Regions from separate parts of the Homo sapiens genome. Here region 1 is linked to region 2. A link is a contact called in ENCODE Hi-C data. All regions are on one chromosome and are shown on one strand. Each heading gives the region's core, a stretch centred on a gene start or an enhancer-like site at or near the end of the contact. The rest is flanking DNA. Distances are from core to core; before and after follow the strand shown. Region 1 has its middle 82 kb from the start of KCNK12. Region 2 holds the start of BCYRN1 (brain cytoplasmic RNA 1).

The links. A loop is a pair of places that touch in the nucleus more often than their neighbours do. Pooled maps may share reads with other maps.
Region 1: a pooled map shows a loop between it and region 2 (4-fold over the local background). The contact joins the enhancer-like site here to the promoter of BCYRN1 in region 2. A Hi-C loop is called at or near these places in 1 of 168 maps with a recorded cell type or tissue (HCT116), 3 of 37 single-sample maps with no recorded cell type and 3 of 50 pooled maps.

The regions. Positions count from the first base shown.
Region 1 is chr2:47,650,604-47,655,930 of GRCh38, reverse strand. It overlaps a transcript of MSH2 not described here. Among named protein-coding and RNA genes, the nearest start is that of KCNK12, 82 kb to the right of the region's middle. Within about 2 kb of position 1,555, at least 5 of the 41 ENCODE cell types and tissues checked have a DNase peak (open chromatin) inside an H3K27ac peak, as active enhancers do.
Region 2 is chr2:47,331,158-47,336,761 of GRCh38, reverse strand. BCYRN1 (brain cytoplasmic RNA 1) reads right to left here and starts at 1,447. Exons shown (of 1, transcript NR_001568.1): 1 at 1,248-1,447. EPCAM-DT (EPCAM divergent transcript) reads left to right here. Exons shown (of 5, transcript NR_110208.1): 2 at 3,736-3,828; 3 at 4,354-4,489. RefSeq lists an enhancer at 1-89 and a silencer at 1,967-2,016.

The DNA of each region.
Region 1 (5,327 bases), core at 306-2,805, 320 kb before region 2:
TGGGCCTTGTCAATTTCCAAGAAGACATAGAATAGTGTATTTCCCTACCTCCTCCGACCACCAGAGCCCTTCAGTCCATGTCCTTTCCTTTGGAGTACTTACTTCTTTTGGTTCTGCCTTTGATTTGAGTGGTATGTCAACCCCCTTGATAATTACAGCCTGCTGTAGGTGTGCTGGGGTGGGATTATCACTTTAAGGCCACAACCTTAAAGGGAAACCAGGCCCCCTGGGAGAATGTCATGCTGGCAGCAGTGGCTGGAGAGAGAGGCCCTTGAGGGAAAGGTAGAACTCAAGGAACCAGAGACAGGACTACCTGGGGAGTCTCCTTCGTTGCATCTTTTCTGTGCCAGCACCCCTTCTCCAGCCTTCTGGTATCAAACCTCAATCAGGTCAGTCCTGACGTGTGCTCACCAAACGTCATATCTCCTAAACTGGGGGTCACTTGGCCAGCAGCAGAAGTGTGCAGTCGTGGAGGCTACCTCCTTGCTCTAGCCCACTTGTGTACACTTTCCCTTCATTGTGGAAGGCCCTGCTGTGAGGAGCCACGCTTCAGAGAAGCCCTCACCTTTGCCATTTCGGAGGTATTTGCATATTTAAACTTAGCTGGAACTGCGGACTGAGAGCCTTTGCCCCACAAGCAAAGCAGCAGCTGGAAGGAAGGAGAGGCGGTCCTTGCAGGTGCTCTCAAAAGCCCTCTTCACAGGCGACCAATGGTTTTCAAGCCACTCACACAGCCCTTCTCAACTTGACTGTACATAAGACACACTTGAGAACCTTTAAAAACGACCTCTGACCCTGTAACCACCTCAAATTAAATTAGAATCTCGGGTCTCAAGCATCAGTAATTTGTGAAATCTCCCCAAGTGATTCTAATGTGCTCCCAGGGAGGCAAACTGCTGCTAGAGCCCAGCTCCTCAAAGTGCAGCCTGGGACCAGCAGCCCCCAGGTGTGGTTGGAAATGCCCCCAGGCCTACTGAATCAGAGCCTGCATTTTAATGACCCCCCCCCCGATGACTCATCTTCCCGTTAGAGTTCTAGGGCCTTGTTACCATCACCTGTGTCAGCATCTAGCTGCAGTGGCAAGCGTGTTGGGCCACGATTTAACCCTTTCTTGCCCCTTCCTACTGATCACCCCGGAAAGCTCGCTGGCCCTCGCTCTGTGTCTTGGCTTCCTTATCTGTTGTAAGGAACATGGCTGTGCTTTGGTCAAGGTTAGGCCAAGGTAGGATGTTTACATCCCACGTGACTCAGCATAGACCGCAGGCGTATAACTCCACTTGTTATCACAGCCATGTAGCTATAACGTGGGAACGTCATCACTTGGCTCTATGCCACTATTGTCTGTAAAAGGTACAACTGCCCTGTTGACCCTGTGCAGGTGCGCTGGTGCCCAGAGAAAGAGACAGAGCCAGAGATGTCCGTTTTTGGAGACGGACGGGGAAAGCCAGGACACAGCTTGGCCCCCTAGTGCCCAGAGAGTGAAAGAGTTAAGCTGCTGACCCTGAAGGCAGGGGAGAGCCGGTCACACAGCTGTATGTGGGAGCTGCCAGCTGAAGCAGCCCAGACAAGGCAGACAGTGTGAGAAAGCTGCTGATGTGAGCTGCTGCTGAATAAAATCATTCACCTGCCTACAGTCCCCTGAATGTTCTTTCTGCTCATCCACCCACTCCTTCTGGACCTCAACATGACCTTTGGCATAGTCGTGAACCTGACATCTGTAATATGTAGTCGTTGGACAAAGTGAGTCCTCGCTCTGCCGTCACCACCACCATCATCATCACCTCTCATTGAGGGCCTACTATGTGCAGCCAGGCTCTGAACTAGGTCTGTCCATGCTCTGCCTGAGTCTCTTCAGCTGTCCAGTGGGGACACAGGCATGCCTTGCTCAGCACTGTCCTCGTGCACAGAGCTCACGGCACTGAGGCTGAACCATGCAGCGTGAACTGTGCACCTCCCAGCCTGGCTCTTTTCCCCTCGCTACATCTTTCATTCCTCTCTTTAAAATCTTGTGCTTCTACTGAAGGTCTTTGTTTCCCAGCAAATATTTTGCAAAGGACAAACAAACAGAGCATTATTTTATGGTTTAAAGGGACGACTATGACAGTGTAAGGGCTATGAGTTTCAAGTGGATGTGGGAGTGTGCTCTAGGTCTCACATCCACTTGAGACCCACCTCCCTGCCTTTAGCCCCATAGGAAAGAATGGAGGGAAGAGGGGATGGCCAACAATCCCCTAATGGTATGCCAATCGTGAGCAATAAGTGACGTTGTCAGGACAGAGCTGCACAGAGGTCCCGATATAAAGATCTCAGTAGCCCTGATTCATATAAAGCCCCCTCCCCCAGCATCCTTCAATAAGTAGGATAAGTTTATAATAACCCAGACTCCAAGGTGTTCATGCAAGCTGGTTGTAGACAGTTGCCCTTTTCTGCCCTACATCCAATCCAACTTCCATAGGATTGAAGATTCCTTCTCTAGAACTCTTTATGGGCACATTGTAGGCTGAAAAGGACACCCACTTTTTTCCACCTCCCTGATAGTCAAGGTGCCAGCTATGATCCAGGCCTTACTTTGGGGATCTGGGCAGGAGGGTTATTAATTCTGGAGTGAGTAATATAAAAAAGCAGGCACAGAGGAGGCCCCTTAGGCCCACGAGGTGGCTGAGGGGGCAACGGGATGACAGTTTGCGGTGACAGGTCATCTGGCGTTGACAGGTATCCAGCATGGGATGTGGCCAGGCTGCCCATGGTAAGATCCAGCGTCTGAAGCTGTGTGGTCCTCACCTTCTCATTCCTGGGGAGTGATTTGTGCTTCTGGCTGCCTTCTCTTCCCTTGGTTCCCACCTGATTTCTGAGCTTCATGCTTCAAATTTACGGCAATTCTGTGAGCTACCCACACCCCCAAATACTTTCTAGATTACTTTTTCTGCTTAAATCTGCTGAAACGAAGACTCTGACGGAAGCTCACATTAACTGAGAAAGTGTACGAGAAAGCACTTTGTAAAGTACCCGGAAAATGTTCGTTGTCAATATCCAAGATCTCCCTCTAGGCAGAAAATCCTCACAGACACCTGCCCTCTCCACCTGTACCTGGTAGCTCCACAGAAGCTCTCCTCCACCTTCTGGGTCTGCAGGGCCAGGCCCCACAGATCTGTCCACCCTGCTCTATTAATAAATGCAATGTGATTGCTACTAGGGGCATGGCTTGCAGTAAGCTCTGCAAGGGATTAACATACTGTCTCAGGAAGGGTGAGTGACTTGGCCCTGTCTCATGGAGCAGAGCTGGAGCTAGGACCCAGGCTTGCCATCCCCAGCACCAGTCCACCCTGAGGTGCCTCGACACAGACGTTGCACCAGGCAAGGCTTCAGCTTGTGGCAGGTTTAATAGCAGCATAAAAATTATATGGTCTTTTGAATCACATCAGCGTTAATGCGCCGCAATGGTAACTACCACATCAAAGTGGGTTTCACATTTCCACCTTCATGCACTATCAAGCACGTATCATCTTAAAATAAACCAGCCGGGTCCTTGGAAGCTGTGCCATGTAGTCCAGGGCCTGAAAGCTCTGTGGCAGAGTGAGGGGAAGCCCAGATATGCCACTTCTAGCAATTATCCTTATAGATTTATTCCCACACATGCATGACCTGAGCATATATAGTTATTCATTGCCGCAGGGAACATAGGGAAACAGTCTATGTATCCATCAGTAGGGGATTGGGTAATGCTCACACAGCAATAGATTATCAACTGGAGTATCAATGGATGTTTCTGCAGCTTAATACAAATACGGTCAGGCTGTGTTTGGCTGATATGGAAAGACCCTCGAAAATATTGTGAGGTGAAAACAGCAAGTTACAAAACTAGGTATAGTAGCCGTCATTTATGCAGAGAAGAAGGGGAAAAGAAAATATATGACTGTACATATATCTCTGGAAAATACAAAATACTGAAAGCTGAAATATTGATGGTTTCTGGAGAGCTAAACCAGGTGGTTGAGAGACAGGAGTGGGAGGGAGAATTTTCACAGAATATCCTTTTGTTCCTTTTGAATCTGGAACTATAAGAATGTAATACCTGTTCAAATAAAAATAAACACATGTGATCATTTTGTGGGGTGTTTTCGGGGTTTTGTTTTGTTTTGTTTTTGCAAATGACATTTTAAAAAATAAAAATAAGAACAAAAAGACATGGATTTCAGATGGCCAGATTTTAGCCCTCAGTTCGAGGGATATTTGGGGAACTGGGGACCCACTTGGATTTGCAGGCTGCTGTCTTGTCAGCAAATGGGAAGGTCAAGAGCAGCAGTCCTTTCCAGAGCCCCTTACACACCCAATTCCAAGTGGGCCAGAACCACCGGTGGGGCACTCAAGTGACCGGCACCCTGCCCCAGAGGAAGAAGGGCTTCGACAGAGCCCTGCAGGAAGCAGACAGAGGCACAGGAGCCTCCCCGCTAGGAGAACCATGCTGGTGACCCTCTCCTGTTTACACAGCTGCACAGGGCATGGCTGGTTCTCTATGAGCAGCAAGATAACCAGGAAGGCACCAGCCAGAAAATATCACCATACCTAATACTCTACCAAGTGGGTGACGTCCTCTTTGGTTAGGGTGTTCCCCTGTCCTGAGACCCACTTTCAAAATATACACCCCTTGGCCATGGATGAAGGTGTATCCCACATACTATCTCTCCCAGTAGCTTATTAAATCTTTTCTCCCAGACAGGAGGAGTCCAGGTAAAATGATAGCCCCTGCAGTGGGTTGAATCGTGGTCCTTCCAAAAATTATATCCATCCAGAACCTCAGGATGTGATTGCATTTAGAAAAAGGGTCTCTGCAGATGCAGTAAGGATCTCAAGGTGGGAACAGCCTGGATTTGAGTGGGTTCTAAATCCAATGACAGACGGGTGCAGTGGCTTACACCTGTAATCCCAGCACTTTGTGAGGCTGAGGCGGGTGGATCACCTTAGGACAGGAGCTTGAGACCAGCCTGTCCAACATGGCAAAACCCCATTTCTACTAAAAACACAAAAATTAGCTGGGCATGGTGGCATGTGCCTGTAATCCCAGCTACTTGGGAGGCTGAGGCAGGAGAATCTCTTGAACCCGGGAGGCAGAGGTTGCAGTGAGCCGAGATCACACCACTGCACTCCAGCCTGGGGGATAGGGCGAGACACTGTCTCAAAAAAAGAAAAAAAAAAGACAGAGAGAGAGAGACAGGACAGGAGACACAGAGAGTAAAGGCACGTGATGCTGGAGGAGACTGGAACGATGTACCTTCAGGCTAGGGAGCCCCAAGGATTGGTGGAGCCACCAGGAGCTAGAAGACGGGCAT
Region 2 (5,604 bases), core at 198-2,697:
TGAGATCTCAAAGGACACTGGTTCTCAGAAGAGCCTAGAAGACAGAGATGGGGCAAGGAGGGGTCTCACAGCTGCCCAACACCAGCCAGCACATAATTTGGGCCAAGATTTGGTTAACTGTGGATTGGGACAAGGTGAAAGAAAACATGGCTCACAAAGGAAGTCCAATGGCACCCATGAGGCAAATGTACGCTGGGCTCAGTTACAGATATGGGGAGGAGCAAGTTTGGAAGTCGCAACTGTCACCATCAGGGAGAGCTGGGGCCACAGCTGGGAGACAGGACCTCTAGTCAGAGCTGCTGGTGCTTCAGGGATGGAAGACTCAGACGCTACAGGCTTGACCTGCCTTCAAGGTATGAATGATGGCAGGTATGCTGAGAAGTTTACTTGCCTCCTGCAATGTTTTCCCTACCTGCTCACAGATGCCTGACATTCCTTTTAACAGGGAACAGGCCTTGTATTACAGAGCAAAAGAGCAAGCTTAAAATGGCCATTGGAGGAGAGACTCATATCTGAGAAAGACAGCAAGAGGGGGAGAATGGTGTGTGTGTGTGTGTGTGTGTGTGTTTGTCTAGGATGGTATAATTTTGCTCAAGGCCATGGAAATAAGAAAATTTGGAGGCTGGGCACGGTGGCTCACAGCTGTAATCCCAGTACTTTGGGAGGCTGAGGCAGGCGGATCATTTGAGGTCAGGAGTTTGAGACCAGCCTGGCCAACATGGTGAAACCCCGTCTCTACTAAAAATACAAAAATTAGCCAGGCATGGTAGTGCATGCCTGTAATCCCAGTTACTTGGAAGGCTGAGGCAGGAGAATCACTTGAACCTGGGAGATGGAGGTTACAGTGAGCCGAGATTGAGCTATTACATTCCAGACTGGGTGACAGAGCTAGACTCCATCTCAAAAAAAAAAAAAAAAAAAAAAGAAAGAAAATTTGGGGTCCTGTTGGTGGGGTGGGAGGAGGGACAGCATCAGGAAGAATAGCTAATGGATGCTGGGTTTAATACCTAGGTGATGGGTTGACCTGTGCAGCAAACCACCATGGCACACGTTTACCTATGTAACAAACCTGCACATCCTGCACATGTACCCTCGAACTTAAAATAAATACTGATTAAAAAAGTAAAAAGAAAATTTGCTTTCTCCCCCACATATAGCAGTAGCAGCAGCATTTCAGAATGGCTTTAACTTCTCCCAGCTTTAAGAAGCTGAGGAAAGCAAGGCCTTTCTTCCAGGCAAGAATATGAAAAGGGGGGGGGGGGTTGTTGCTTTGAGGGAAGTTACGCTTATTTTTTTTTTGTCTTTTGTTTTTTTTTTTCCTTTTTCTGGAGAACGGGGTCTCGCTATATTGCCCAGGCAGGTCTCGAACTCCTGGGCTCAAGCTATCCTCCCGCCTCTTAGCCTCCCTGAGAGCTGGGATTACAGGCGTGAGCCACCGCGCCCGGCCTCTTATTCTCGATTGAAATTCTTTCATAGATCTCAAATTGTCGCTCTGAAATGCAGTACTTCCCTCTGCTGGCCATAGGGTTATATAGCTCATCAAAAACAAGGATGACTCCCAAGTCGTCTCCCTCATCTAAGACTAAGGAATTGACTCAGGACATGAGGTGGGAGATAAATCAAATATAGGATGATTTTCCAACCCTCACACCCCCTCAGAAAACATCCTTGAGTGTCTTTTGGCTCTGAATTTAAATAGGTTTATCTAGCTTCTCCAGCCTGTGCTTAGCCAATTAGGTCACATTGGCATGAATGTGCAAAGAACAATGGCTTGGAGCCCCACCCACCCAATTGCAGGACCTTGGCCCCCTCCCAAAACCTCCCTCAGAGATCCTGGAATACTTTCAGGGGGCGGAGGCTCATGATTTGGGGTTTGGGGCCTCACAGAGAGTCCACCATGTTCTTCTTGCTGGCTTCTGTCCCTACACCATCTCTTGGTTAAAAAGCCCCTCAAGGTCTCAAGCCGGGCGCAGTGGCTCATGCCTGTAATCTCAACACTTTGGGAGGCCGAGGTGGGCGGATCACCTGAGGTCAGGAGTTTCGAGACCTCCCTGAGCAACATAGTGAAACCCCATCTCTACCAAAAATGCAAAAATTAGCTGGGCATGGTGGCACATGCCTGTAATCGCAGCTACTTGAGAGGCTGAGGCAGGAGAATCGTTTAAACCTGGGAGGCGGAGATTGCAGTGAGCCGAGACAGCACCACTGCACTCCAGCCTGGGTGACACAGCAAGATTCCATCTCAACAACAGCAACAAAAGCCCTTGAAAGAAATTTCCCGCTGCTCTATTGTCCTGCCTGAGCCAGAGTCTGCTAATTCTCGAGTCTGCCTCGGTTGCAGTCCTGCTAGTGCCAGTTTCTGTGCAGATGTAGGAAAAAGGGCTCCACAAGAGAGGTGGAATTTATTCTGATGTATTTGTATGACCAAATAACAAGTTACATGCTCTCCATTGCATGGTGGTGTGTTTTGGTTAAAAAGCTACCATATCCTAGCAGGGTGGTGGTGATGTGTACCTGTAGTCCCAGCCACTCAGGAGGCTGAGGGAGGAGGATTGCTTGAGCCCAGGAGTTTGAGATCAGTCTGGAAAACATAGTGAGACCCCATCTTTAAAAAAAAAAAAAAAAGCTACCTTGCTTAGGGGGCTTTTTTCATTCTTGTGAAACTGAATTTCCACAAATTGATTCTGAAATCAGAGTGAATACTCTACTAGTATTTTCTATTTCTTTAAGATGTTTTATTTATTTATTTGAGACAGAGTCTCTCTGTCGCCAGGCTGGAGTGCAGTGGTGTGATCTCGGTTCACTGCAACCTCCGACTCCCTGGTTCAAGCGATTCTCCTGCCTCAGCCTCCCGAGTAGCTGGGACTACAGGCACGCGCCACCACGCCCAGCTGATTTTTGTATTTTTAGCAGAGATGGGGGTTTCACCGTGTTAGCCAGGATGTTCTTGATCTCCTGACCTTGTGACCCGCCCACCTCAGCCTCCCAAAGTGCTGGGATTACAGATGCGAGCCACCGTGCCCAGCCAAGATGTTTTATTCAAATTCTACTTTGATTTTATTTGAGGCCTTCAAAACCTTCCATAATGAAGGCTGGATATATCCCTTAGGATGAGAAATAGAGCCTAAAGGAGATGTTCTCAACATGACTCTCCAGTAAACAGTGGTAGTAAGTACTAGGGTCAAACCTCACCTTGGGGAGAAAAAGGGTGTTTATAGGTTTATGGGCCTTTCTCAAAGGCACACTGAAAAACACGAAACACAGGTCTCATTGTAGAGGCTGAGAAGTGGGAGCATATCCAGTTTTTAAAAGCAAATAAAATACAAGTTATTACTTGTGACACAAACAAGCCGGAACCCCAAGACCCAGAGGTGCTTCTTGGCATCTGGAAGAAGCTGATGCGGTGGCAGTGCTCTGAGTCAGGGGATGCTCAAGGATTACTCCGTAGGCCTTCAGTGATGTGTTTAGTGCTGCAGCGGGAAACTTCACCTCTCTTTTAACCCCAGTCTAAGGCCTCAGCTCAGCTCTGATAGGAGCTACTGGAAGCAAGTGACTTCGCAGAGGACCTAAACTGTAAGAAGTTCGCATTGAAAGCTGGAGCCAAGGTCGGTTTCGTGGGTGTGCATCAGGCATAGACAGGGCCTCGTGCTCAGAAGAGCTCTGTTCAAAAGGGTCCTGCACTGGGGGGCTAATGTTCTATGACACTGTCTTAGAATTCTTTTCTGTTTTTTTGAGGTGGGAGGTCTCGCTATGCTTCCCAGGCTGGACTCAAATTCCTGGGCTCAAGTGATTCCCCCGCCTCAGCCTCCTGAGTAGCTGGGACTACAGGTAAGTGCCACTGCACCCACCTTGTCTTGAAATTCTTAATAATTTTTTCGTTGCATTTACACTTTGCAAGTGAAGTCCAATGGGACAATGCAGCATGCACTGAGGGCTTGGAGTCTTGGCCCATGCGTGGTCTGCCTCTCCCTGCTTCCCTGGAACAATTCTCAGCTGCCTGTTCCCCGCTTCCTGGTTCCCCAGGCCCCACCTGACTTCCCCTTCCTTGCTGACCTCTGCCTGCTGTAAGGGCCTAGCTGTGGGCACAGGGAGAATTGGGGTTGAGCTGGTGTGCCCTATGGCATTTTGGGGAGAGGCAGGGTGGCAGCCATCCTTGCCCTGGGCTGGCAGCGCCATGGTGCCTTTGATGAGCAGCAGCAGGACTGGCCTCTCAGCCATCCCCTAGCCAGGTGCTGAGACTGCTTTGGAATGGAGATTTAATCCCCTGGAGGTCTCCCAGCAGCCATGGGTTGGGGCAGCAGGCCTGTGGGAAGGGAAGATTGACGGCCTCACCTCATCCTTGCCCCTGGGCAGATATGGCATGTCAGTCTGGTGGTCTAGCCAGAGGAAGACTCCTGGAGCTGGTGAACTGTGCATGGATATGCAGTCACGGGCAGCCCACCTCCTACTCCTCACCCTCCCTGTGCCTGTGAGGGTCTGCACTCACCCTGTAAGTATCCCTGTGCCCAAGGAAGCATAGCATCAAACAGTAAATAAGAAACACCAAGAGAGGGCAAGACAGAGACCACAGAAGAAAGGAAAAGTTTGTAGTTTAGTGCCTCTAATGGCACTTTTTTCCCTACCCATCTTTTCTTTTCTTCTTTTTTTTTTTCAGGGTCTTGCTTTATTGCCCAGGCTGGAGTACAGTGGCGCAATCACGGCTCACTGCAGCCTCAACCTCTTGGGCCCGAGCAATCTTCCCACCTTGGTCTCCTAAAGTGCTGGGATAACAGGCATGAGCCACCACATCTGGCTGAGGCCCCACATTTTCATTTTGTGCTGAGACTTGTAAATTAGGTAGCTGGTCCTGGCTGTAGCAGATGGTATAGATTCTTTTTCTGGCTCTGTTTTTGTGACATCTCAACTTACTGGGCTCTTATTAAAGGTGATTTAGGTGACTTATCAACTTTTCATGAGTACAGATGAAGAACTCTTCTAGGGCAGGGGTCCCCAACCCTTGGGCCACAGACCAGTACTGGCCTATTAGGAGCCAGGCCGCACAGCAGGAGGTGAGTGGCAGGCAAGCAAATCAAGCTTCATCTGTATTTACAGCCACTCCCCATCACTAGCATTATTGCCTGAGCTTGGCCTCCTGTCAGATCAGTGGCGACCTTGATTGTCATAGGAGCGTGAACCCTCTAGTGAACTGCGCATGGCAGAGATCTAGGTTGCACTCTCCTTGTGAGAATCTAATGCTTGATGATCTGTCACTGTCTCCCATCACTCCGAGATGGGATCGCCTAGTTGCAAGAAAACAAGTTCAAGGCTCTCACTGATTTTGCCTTATGGTGAGTTGTATAATTATTTCATTATATATTACAAAGTAATAATAATAGAAATAAAGTGCACAATAAATGTAATGTACTTGAATCATCCCTAAACTATCCCCTGCCGCCCTAGTCTGTGGAAAAATGGTCTTTCATGAAACTGGTCCCTGTTGCCTAAAAGGTTGGGACTGCTGCTCTAGAAGGTATGGGATTGGGAGGTGGGGGTCACACAGATAGCCACTGACAACCTGAGAATAGTGACATGGGCCTGTAAAAACAGATCAATAGGTATCTGTGG